Regions from separate parts of the Homo sapiens genome. Here region 2 is linked to region 1. Evidence: chromatin contacts called from ENCODE Hi-C data. All regions are on one chromosome and are shown on one strand. Each heading gives the region's core, a stretch centred on a gene start or an enhancer-like site at or near the end of the contact. The rest is flanking DNA. Distances are from core to core; before and after follow the strand shown.

The links. Hi-C counts contacts between places; a loop is a spot of excess contacts on that map. Pooled maps may share reads with other maps.
Region 2: a map with no recorded cell type shows a loop between it and region 1 (2.3-fold over the local background). The contact joins the promoter of LINC01694 here to the enhancer-like site in region 1. A Hi-C loop is called at or near these places in 6 of 168 maps with a recorded cell type or tissue (B cell, Calu3, HCT116 and 3 more), 8 of 37 single-sample maps with no recorded cell type and 13 of 50 pooled maps.

Annotation. Positions count from the first base shown.
Region 1 is chr21:45,127,825-45,133,289 of GRCh38, reverse strand. ADARB1 (adenosine deaminase RNA specific B1) reads right to left here. Exons shown (of 11, transcript NM_001112.4): 2 at 4,717-4,888. Among named protein-coding and RNA genes, the nearest start is that of ADARB1, 56 kb to the right of the region's middle. Within about 2 kb of position 2,619, at least 19 of the 41 ENCODE cell types and tissues checked have a DNase peak (open chromatin) inside an H3K27ac peak, as active enhancers do; they include endothelial cell of umbilical vein and heart left ventricle, where a contact is called at or near this core.
Region 2 is chr21:45,591,383-45,596,847 of GRCh38, reverse strand. LINC01694 (long intergenic non-protein coding RNA 1694) reads right to left here and starts at 3,194. Exons shown (of 2, transcript NR_146912.1): 1 at 3,140-3,194; 2 at 1-457. All of the region lies in intron 1 of LOC107985485 (a long non-coding RNA gene), which reads left to right. RefSeq lists a silencer at 1-93 and an enhancer at 638-1,139.

The DNA of each region.
Region 1 (5,465 bases), core at 1,370-3,869:
GCCACAGGCCTATGGTCACAAGGAACTGAGCTCTGCCAAGAGCCAGTGGGCCTGAAGAGGACCCTCAGTCAGAAGCAACGGCAGCCCCTGCTCAATACAGGCACCTTAACTCCTGACACTTCAAGGAACAGAATCAGGGGCTCAGGCTTCTGAACAGAGGCTGACACCCCTTCGACAACTGTCCGATTCCACCAGGGAAACGAGCCAGGCTCACCAGGGCTTTGCGCCCAGAAGCACATGACTGTGAAAACTTGACAGATGAGCCGCCACCCAGCAGACAGGAAGGAAGGAAGACTGGAGGAGCTGGCAGGGAAACGCTGACTGTGGCTTTGGAAGATTGTCGGTATTTTCTTTTATGGTGTATTTTCTAATGTGCGCTCAAAGAAGCCCCTTCTCTTTCTTCTTCGTCTATCTCTAGCCCTAAATCCAGTAGACTCTGCTTTCAAAGCTGAAATAAAACACTCTCTAGGTAACATCTTACTCTCCTGAACTTTCAGAATTCAGGAACACTCATGCTAAGACACTTTACTCTTCCTGACAATGGAGTTTACTGCATAGGTTCAGTAAGAATTTGTCCTCCTTTTTACTTGGATGTAACCGGACAAAAAAAATGTGCCACCAACCCCACATCTGGAGTGTCACATCTGAAAGTGAATCCCTCACATCCCCTAAGCCCACCCACAGGAAGGATCTGTGCCCTGGGGAGCCAGTGCCCACCCAGCCCCCACAAGGTAGCAGGCCTGGTCCCTGTTCTATAACTTATGGGGGCCCAGAAAATTGTGAGGGCCTCAAGTTAAAGAAATTCAACATTTTTAAAAACTATGGGCAAAACCTGGTGTGGATACATTTCTTGGGTCTGGCTTCCTAGTTCCAGGGTAGAAGAACAAATAAAAGCAATCTTAAAACTCTCTGGAATGACAGAGGCTACTGGAAAAGCCATCTTAGTTCCTCACAAAGCTTCAGACAGAAATGAATCCTCTGACCTGGCCAGCTGCTCTCCCACTGCCGACCTTCCAATAGGACGCCACCTGAGCTGATGCGAATCAATCAGGCCCAACACCACACTGACAGCTTCCTGGTGACAGGGGTCATGCCAGAAAAGCACATTCAGAGACTTCTCGTTCTTGGCCAAATTTTTACTTTAAAATTTCAGTAATCTTTTGGAATATTTAGATACTAAAACATCACCTTTGCTCAGTTGGTTATTTTAGTCAATAAATTACTTTGAAGGAAGAAAAATGTCAAGTTTTTGTCACAATATCTGAGGATCCAGAATTAGCATCCTTACAATAATGTGCTTCATTCGAAGGCCCTCATTGGCCTGACCATCCACCCGGACTGCCCATCTCGAGAACCTCCACACAGAGAAGAGCCCCGCAGAGGCTTGCGGAGCTCTGCGCCAGGACACCGCCAGGCACCAGGACAGAGGTCAGCACACAGGACACCCCAGGGAGGGCACCTCCACGCTGTGTAAGCCTTGAATGACGGCTCTTTCCTTCTGGCCCCAAGAGCCCCTCTGAAAAGTGCCAGCCCCTAAAGACGCAGCTGCCTCTTGGCACTGGGCTCCATGCCCCTCCTCACTTCTCCTTTCAGTCAAGGCTTCGAGAGAACTTTAGTTCCTGACCAGTCGGTCAGGCGGCCACACCACACTGTGCACAGAGCAGGAGGCGGCAGCGATGCCCGGTGGTAGCAACAGGTAGCAACATGAGAAGTGGCGTAGGCATCATGGTGACATGGGCACTCCTAAACCTCCTGGAGGGAGCAGGGCCACCCCGGAAACAAGGAACTGTCCTGCACAAAAGGACTTCCATGCAGGTGGAAAGGCTGCTCATAATTCTCTAAGCCCAGCCCAGCTGAGTTTTGGATTGACACAATGCATTTTTCTATACTTTTAACATACACTCAATGTTCCAGAAATACAGAGACTACCTAGAGACAGGGAAGACTGAACACTGCTTCCTTCAGGTTTGACCATTTCAGAAAGTAATGCCACTCAGCTCTATTGCTTATGGTTTTCAGGTCACCAGCTCAGTACCTACCCCACATCTGCCTGCACTGACAGGCCCACACCACTCAGTGATCCGAGTGAAAGCAGCAGTGCCTAAATGTCCATACAGTGGCATAGAAAACTATTTTATTATGTATCTTCAGTTTCTCTTTATATTACATTTCAGCATGACACTGCTTTTTAACATTATATGGCTATAATTATATAAGGTAATATCTTCTGTGAACTTCATTTTAAAATAAAAAGATGAGTTAATAAATATTTGTTACAAAAAGAAGATGTGGTGTGGGGTGGCAATGAGAAAGACTGAGAAAGCTTTCCAGGCTTCAACAAGAGTCAAGGTTTCCCGAAGCCCTCCTCAGCAATTCCTCTTGCGCAGGGGAATTACTATAGGAATTCTATCTATTGTATCCCCCCAAGATGTTCCAGCCTCAGAAGATAATCTCATGTATAAAAACACAAGAAATAACTTCAGTCTTTTCAAGCAAAAAGAAAGGCAAAAACAGTGAGTCTGCCTGAAACTAAAAATAACTCCCCACAGCCCTGCAGTGCGACCTGTGGCTACACGGCACAGACAGCACTAAGGCAGGACCCGGGAGGGAGGCTCAGAGGGAAACCAGACAGTGCAGTGAGGCTGAGGACGGCCGTGCTTCCAAAGATGTTCCAGCCAAAATCTTTCATGTTTATTTATTTTTATTTAAACCACCCTGAAAAGGGAAAAGAATAACACGCCAAACTGTTTGCTGCCGAAATTAGCTCTTATTTTATGAAAGAAAGGAAATACACGATTTCTATTCGCAGCTAGCATTTAGTAACACAGAATCAGGAGGAGGAGATATGACTCATCATGTCGTAATATTTTATAATTTCCAGCTCTTCAGTTTTGCTTTCTCAGCACATGCTTTAGATATCTCCTTCTGGCCTGATTATTTTTTCTATGCTTTTAAGAACAATTTATTGGTGCAAAGGATTATAAATAATTCATTTCTCCAATGCACAGTTATATTATATAAAAATACTTGCTATTTCACATATATGGCATAATTAATGCAATGTTTTACTTCTGTGGCATGTTAAAAATAGGTAGTCACAAATCGACACTTAACTTAGCAATATTAAACCACAACGTCTCTTTCAGACTCATTCCAACTCTGGGATCCTCATTCTTTCAATAACCTCTGGTTACAGAGAAGCTGATTTCCTATCACTAATTAAGCTAGAAGAAGCGCTGTGGCTGAAAATAAAATCCCATCCCACAGCACAAGCCATGATAAAGGTGACCTGATTTTGACCTTCCCATACTTGGACTGCCTGTGTACCCCCCCAAAAAAAGCATCGGTTGAAGATAAAGCCTCCTTTAAAGGTCTCGCTAGGGAACCAGTTACCTGAAATTCCTGACATTTACAGACAGAAATGGCAAGCAGGACCTTTGCTGGCACAAACTCAAAACCCAGTAGTCAGACATGGGTGTGTCTCTACTCCCCAAAGACGGCGTCCCCCCTAGGCTCCCAGCCACTCTCATCCATCCACGCTCACGCCCTGGTGACCGCCCCCTACCTATGGCTCTGCACCAGCCACTCCCATCTGTCCACACTCACGCCCTGGTGACCGCTCCCTCCCCACAGCTCTGCATGCCATCCCGAACTCCCAGGCGGGAGCACGGCTGTGTCCAGTGAGCGGCTCACATGAGAGCTGCCAAGCGAGCGCCTGGTCCCTGCCATGCCCAGAGGGCATCTGAGGCCCAGTGGGCGCTCGTCAGTATCCACAGAGCAAATGGACACAGGAGCACACCTGCGTTCCTCCAGCCAGCAGCAGCCCTCTGACACCTTCTCTTTCCCCTCATCTCATCTGAACCCATGAAAAAGCTTCCCTGGAAATGTACAACTGGACTTCCTGAGTTAGTCACTCAGCTGCTCATAAGTAAATTAATCTGACACCATACTAATTTTACTGGGATTTTAGTATTTGTCACAACTTCTCTCAAAAGCAGACGCTGAATCATGAGATAGTCGCCAAAAATAAGTACTAAAGAAATGTTCTTCTTTTTTTTTTTGAGAAAGAGTCTTGCTCTGTCACCCAGGCTGGAATGCAACGGCATGATCTCAGCTCACTGCAGCCTCTGCCTCCCGGGTTCAAGCGATTCTCCTGCCTCAGTCTCCCGAGGCTGGGACTACAAGCGTGCACCATCACACCTGGCTAATTTTTGTATTTTTGGTAGAGATGGGGTTTCGTCACGTTGGCCAGGCTGGTCTCAAACTCCTGGCCTCAAGTAATCTGCCTGCCTCAGCCTCCCAATGTGCTGGGATTACAGGAAAATTTTCTTTTAATTACTCCTAAGAAAATAATAATTGATGGTAAAAGGCTTTCACCAAGTCTAGTGCCCGGCATGAAGCACTGACTCAATAAATGGTGAACTGACCCCAAAGAGGGCAGCAAGTGCCACACATGCCACTGGAGGGCAGCAGGTGCCACACATGCCACTGGAGGGCAGCAGGCACCACCCCAGAACAAGCAGGAGGGACTCATGGGTGAGCTAAGGCTGCAGTAAGATTAGAAATCAACCAACAGTAACAGATCATCTGTGCCGGGAAGTATTCAATAAAGCATCTTTCAAAGGCAAGCCAAAAGGCTTAATTAAGCGGTTTATATCAAGAAAAAGGCATTTCTACCAGTCAGATTTGATCAGATCTTTACAGGTTTTTACTCACCTTGAAATTTTTCTAGCTTTATGTCTGCTCTGATCCCAAGGCAGCTTCCTTCGGTGCGAGCGGACTGAGAGAGTATCTCAGCAGGACTGAAGTAAGCAGAACTCCGCGCTTGGCCAGTGTGTCTCCTTCAGTTGCCCCTTAAGCTCTCCATGCCAGCCTGAAAGGCTCCACTCTGTGTAACAGAGAGATTCGGTAACTTCACACTTGTTTGATTCAGTATCAAAAGCTTTGTCACCATTTCAGAAGTGAACTCTATAACAATAAATACTCTCCATGAAAAGTCTTCTAAATACAAATTTAAGTTATTTTAAATGTACTCTTCCGAATCTGTAAAGGGGATATGCGCAATCCATCACGTCTCCGTCCGTCTGCCTGCAGCAGGTAGAGGCACCTGTGACAGACGGAGGCAGATCGCTGCCAGCCCAACATCTCGGCATCAGCGGCACCAGGCCACACACTGAGGACTGGAGTCTCAGGCAGAATCTCACACGTACTCATCTTTTTTACAATTCAATATGCACACACCCCTACACATGCACACATGTGAATGTGAGTCCAGATACAGAGACGCACCATCCCTGCACGTGCTCTGCCCGGGTTTGGAAGCTACAGGCCACCTCTGCTTCTGAAGCAGAGGTTGTGAAACAGTATCTCCATCTAGTTTCTGCTCTGTGTGAAAGCGTTTTCAACCAGCAAGCCATTAGAGAAAATGTTTCAACATGCTAATATAATTATAAAACCTCAATATG
Region 2 (5,465 bases), core at 1,945-4,444, 460 kb before region 1:
ACATAAGGGCAGCCACAGTGTCCCGGAGCCCATGCAGTGTGACAGCCCCAGGTAACTCTCCAGCCAGCACTCCACCCGTGGAATTACAGCCGACTGAAGCACCTCTGCTACATTCGTCAGCTTGATAAATGTCCAAGGAATGAACCAAGCACAGGGACCATCTCTTCCGGTAGCTTCTCACCATCACACACACTTTGCAGGGCCGAGGGCTCTTCCTGGCCCATATCTAGCACCTAGATATTTTATTCACTTATGTTTTGAATATTTCATGGGTCCTTCTCCCCCAGAGGCCTCAGAGCACTCCCAGAATTGGAATGGAAATACACAGTGTGTCCTTGTCAGCTGTCCGGGCCGCCGCGTTCAAAGGGCAGGACATAGTAGCTTCTGCTCAAATTAGAATGATCTGTCTCGTCAAGCGGAAGATGGTTGTTGAGACTTTGTGTCTTTAAAGTATTGCCTAAAAAAGCAAGATTAAATGAACGCATGAATGCTTGTGCAATACGGCAGGAAAATCCCGGGGGTCTGCCTGGACTGCTCGCCCCAACCCTCTCTACGCGTGGGTTCTGCTGCAACATCGAGGAGAGAGCAGGGGGTGCTCATCTCCAGGCCATCGGCAAAGATGTCAGACTGTACTTGTCCCACAGGCCTGGCCGGCAACAGCAGGGTCTCCCCCAAGTGGGGCTTGCCAGCCGCACTGCTGCATGTGGCTTTGGGAGGGCCTGCGGGAGCCTGCTGGTCCCCATGGGCCTGGCAAGCATCTGCCCTGGTAGACTGAAGTGCCCCCAGGCCCTGTGGTTAGTGGAAGCCTGCTGGCCCCTGGAAGATCTGGGAGAGGAGAGCTGGACAGCTCACCCACCACGGCCAGCATGAAAGGCAGCTAGTAAGCCCCCCTGCGCTGTCAGCCTCTGCTCAGAAGTCTCTGGAGTGGTGTCCAGGTGCTGAGGGGGTGCACTGATGCTGCACTGATGCTCAGCCAGGAGCAACTGGAGCAGAAAGCAGCAGTCATGGGAAGATGCCTCAGATCACACACATGCACATGTGCACACACATGCACAGATACATGCAGACAGACGGACACATGCACAGATGCACATGTGCAGACGCACATGTAGATGTGAGCACACACATGCAAAGACACACACACCAGGCACATGCACACATGCACACAGGAGCGACTGAAACTTACAATAAAGCACGAACAAGTCTACGGTTCCATAGGCGTAGCTCTGTTCCAGCAGACGCTGACCAACTCTCCCATTAAAAACACAACACAAGCTAGAAAAAACTATCTTAAAATGTCTGTTCGAAATCAATGAAGAACTCCTAAAGCAGTGACAATTTTGGGGGCCAAGGTCTGAAAGACGGGGAAAGTAAGGATGATGGGCTGATGCTTGGGGCGGCGTGGATCCGGGCTGACCAATAACTGGGGAAGCAAAAGCTGAGCTGAGCCATGGGAGCCGGACTCAGCTCTCAGCACTCATGGGGCCAAAGGAAACAAAGGGGCCCCGAGAAGCCCCTCAGCTGTTGGTGGGAACCCTGAAGGGGAATCAGCCTGACCCCACCCTCCCAGAGTCTGCAGTTGGGTCACAAGGGCCTCCCTCCCTGGGTGACCACAGGAGCGAGCGCCACTCGGCTCCCTGGAGACGGCACCACTGGTGGCCTGAGACCTGTCCTATGAACATCTGTCACTCAACCAAAAATGCCAAGGGTACAAGATGAAAATCAACCAAAAAAGGTGAAGGAGAAGAAGCAATGCAGAGAAGCTGCAGAGGAGTGGAGGGAGGTGGCCCCAGGCAGGCAGGGGAGTGGGAGGGAGGTGACCCCAGGCAGGCAGGGGAGTGGGAGGGAGGTGACCCCAGGCAGGCAAGGGAGTGGAGGAAGGTGACCCTGGATGAGCAGTGGAGTGGAGGGAGGTGGCCCCAGGCAGGCAGGGGAGTGGGAGGGAGGTGACCCCGGACGGGCCGGGGAGTGACCACCCAGAGACCGGCACCCATGATGAGGGGCTCTTAGGGTGGAAAGGAAATGACCCCCCAGGGTGGGGTGGGAGCTTGGGGATAAAGGAAGGAACGCAGACCCGGGAAAGGGAAGTGAATAAAGAGACGCATACATGGTAGAAAATAATGATAATGTGTCCGGCACGGGGGCTCACACCTGCAATTTCAGCACTTTAGGAGGCAGAGGCAGGAGGATCACTTGAGCCCAGGAGTTTGAGACCAGCCTGGGCAACACAGCAAGACGCTGTCTCTACCAAAAATTTTAAAAAATTAGACTGCATGGTTGTGTATGCCTGTAGTACTGGCTACTGGGGAGGCTGAGGTGGGAGGATTGGTAGAGCCTGGGAGTTGGAGACTGCAGTGACCTGTGACGGTGCCACTGCACTCCAGCCTGGGTGACAGAGCAAGACCCGAAAAAATGAAAAAGAAAATAATAACAATAGTGATTTCCAGAGTTTGACATGCAAGTAGAGTTAAAATACATAAGAACAACAGAACAAAGGGTGGGATGGAATAAAGGGGTGATGTAAATCTTTGGTGGTCTGGTAAGAGATAGCAGGAAGAATTTACACTGGACTTTAACATGGATAACTACTGAATGAACAGTAATTCATAACTGGCAGGCTAAGAGAGGATAAACATGGAATAAAAAATAATCGAAGCCACGAGGAGAAGAAGGAACAGGGAACAAGTAGGAAAAACAGAAAACAATTCATAATGCCAGAATTCAAACGCAGATAATGGAATCAAAACAAAAGAACCAGAAAGTTCAATTCAAAGATAAAGATACACTGGATCCTGCAGGAGACACACCCTCAATGTAAGGCCACAGAAAGATAAATGGAAAGGGAGGTCTGGAAAGCTGGGGTGGCTGCATTAACACCAAGCAGAGGAACCACGGGCAAGGAGCTCAGCAGACCAGGGTCAGCTGGTGGCATGGGGCCCAGCCCACGGGAAGATGCCAGCCTCAAACTACAGAAAACAAAGTTGCAGAGTCCAAGAAAGAAGAAGAGAAATCCACAATCATATAGAAAAATTTAAAACATCTCCTGGTCACCAATAAAGCATGTGTATTAGTCCCTTTTCATGCCGCTGACAAAGACATACCCGAGATTGGGAAGAAAAAAAGGTTTAATTGGACTTACAGTTCCACATGGCTGGGGAGGCCTCAGAATCATGGCGGCAGCAAGAGAAAATGAGGAAGAAGCAAAAGCAGAAACCCCTGATAGGCCCATCAGATCTCGTGAGATTTATTCACTCTGGCGAGAATAGCACAGGAAAGACCGGTCCCCGTGATTCAATTACCTCCCCCTGGGTCCCTCCCACAACACGTGGGAATTCTGGGAGATACAATTCAAGTTGGGATTTAGGTGGGGACACAGCCAAACCATATCAGCATGCAAGGAAAATACTAGCAAGAGTACGCAGTATTTGAATCAATCACCTCACTGATGTTTAAATCACTGCACGTGACAGGCGCATCCCAGGGCAGAGCAGCCGCCAGTGCTGAAATGACGGGGCCATGGGGTGATGGGACCGTGGGGCGACGGGGCTGTGGGGCGACGAGGCCGTGGGGCGACGGGGCCGTGGGGTGATGGGGCCGTGGAGTGATGGCGCCATGGGGCTTCTTGGGGGTACACCCTATGTAACTGGAGAGGATGAAGTGAAGTTACAAAGTCATTTACTTGGCCCATGCCCTATGGAGAGGATATTTCCTGTGGTAGCTGAAGTGTGAACTGCCTTATGCTCCCTGCCTCCAGACCCAATTTTCCTGCCTCAACAGGCGCAGGTTTCCCTGTCAGCCCGCTCTGCACTCCTGCACTCCTATCTGATCACCGGGTGTTATCTTTAAATCACTGTCAGATTTGTGTAGTGATTTCTGTAAGTTTAGATTTTTGCACCCTTGTTCCCAAGCAAAATTGGCTGATGATTTTCTTGTGCTGTTGACGGGGCCCCCGTTTGACCTCATCCAGACCCTATGGACGGGTGGCCATAGGCGGGCCACGGTTGACTGACGGAAATGTGGACGCATTGTTTTCCTCTATTTCAAGCACTGTCATCGTGAACATCCTTGTGCATGTGTGTGTTGTATGTCCACCTGGTGTATTGTGTGTGTGTTACCGAGAATTCTGTGTTCGGATGGATTTTTTAACCGACAAGATCCACAGAGCCAGAGCTCTGAACCAGCAATCTGGGTTCTTGTGACAGTGAGCAAAGAACTGCAAACACCAAAATGTAAGCTTAAAACAAGGTTGATTGAAATTTCCAGTAATACTGTCTCAGAGGGTGTGCAGGCTGATTTCTGAGAAGTGACATCAGCACCTGGTTACAGAGCTCAAGGTGCTTCTGTGGGGTGTGAGAAGTAGCTGAGGTTTGGGCTGAGTGACAGGCTGATGTCATTTGGCAGCTTATGGTGACACAGCTAAAATTAAACTGTGCATATTTTTACCCATAATTCATTAAGAAAAGCCCAGTGTGGGGGGGCCACATGTAAATGTTATTACAGTTTTAGGTCACTGGGCACATGCTGCTCTAGGGATTTCTACCTGTGCCCTGGTTTCCCCTTCCACAGGACATGCTGGCCACAGGTTTCACTTCAAACTCCGTCCCTCATGGTGGAGTTAGGGCGGGCTCGGGGCTGAACTTAGGTGGGCCAGGGGCTTAATGACAGCTTCTCTGTTCTCCTTTTTACCCTCTCCCAGCTGCTGATGTGTGTCTAACTACCTAACACGTCTATGTGGTGTGTTTTTTTGTGTGTGGGTGGTGTGCATGGTATGTGTGTCTATGTGGAGTGTTTTGTGTGTGTGGTTTGTGTGTGATTTGTGTGTCGACATGGAGTGTTTTGTGTGTGTGTGGTGTGCGTGGTGTGTGTGCCTATGTGGCATGTTGTGTGTGTGTGGTTTGTGCGTGAGTTGTGTGTCGATGTGGAGTGTTTTGTGTGTGTGGTGTGCGTGTTGTGTGTGTCTATGTGGCCTGTTGTGTGTGTGGCTGGTGCGTGATTTGTGCATATGGTGTGTTGTGTGTATGTATGTGTGCGTGGTTTGTGTGTCTATGTGGAGTGTGGGTGTGGTATGCATGGTGTGTATGTGGTGTGTTGTGGGTATGTATGCGTGTGTGTGGTTTGTGCATAGTGTGCATGGTTTGTGTGTCTATGAGGTGTGTGTGTGTGGTTTGTGTGTGGTGTATCTATGTGGCATCTTGTATGTGTGTGGTGTGTGTCTCTATGTGATGTGTTTTGTGTGTGTGGTGTGATGGTGTGTCTATGTGGCGTGGTGTATCTGTGTATCTGTGTGTATGTCTGTGGAGTGTTGCATGTGTGTGTGGTTTGTGCATGGTGTGTGTCTATGTGTAGTATGTATCTCTGTGTGTGTGTCCATATGGAGTGTTGTGTGTACCTGTGTATGTGTGTGTGTGCCTATGCGGAGTGGTATGTATCTGTGTGTGTGTCTTATGTGGAGTGGTGTGTATCTA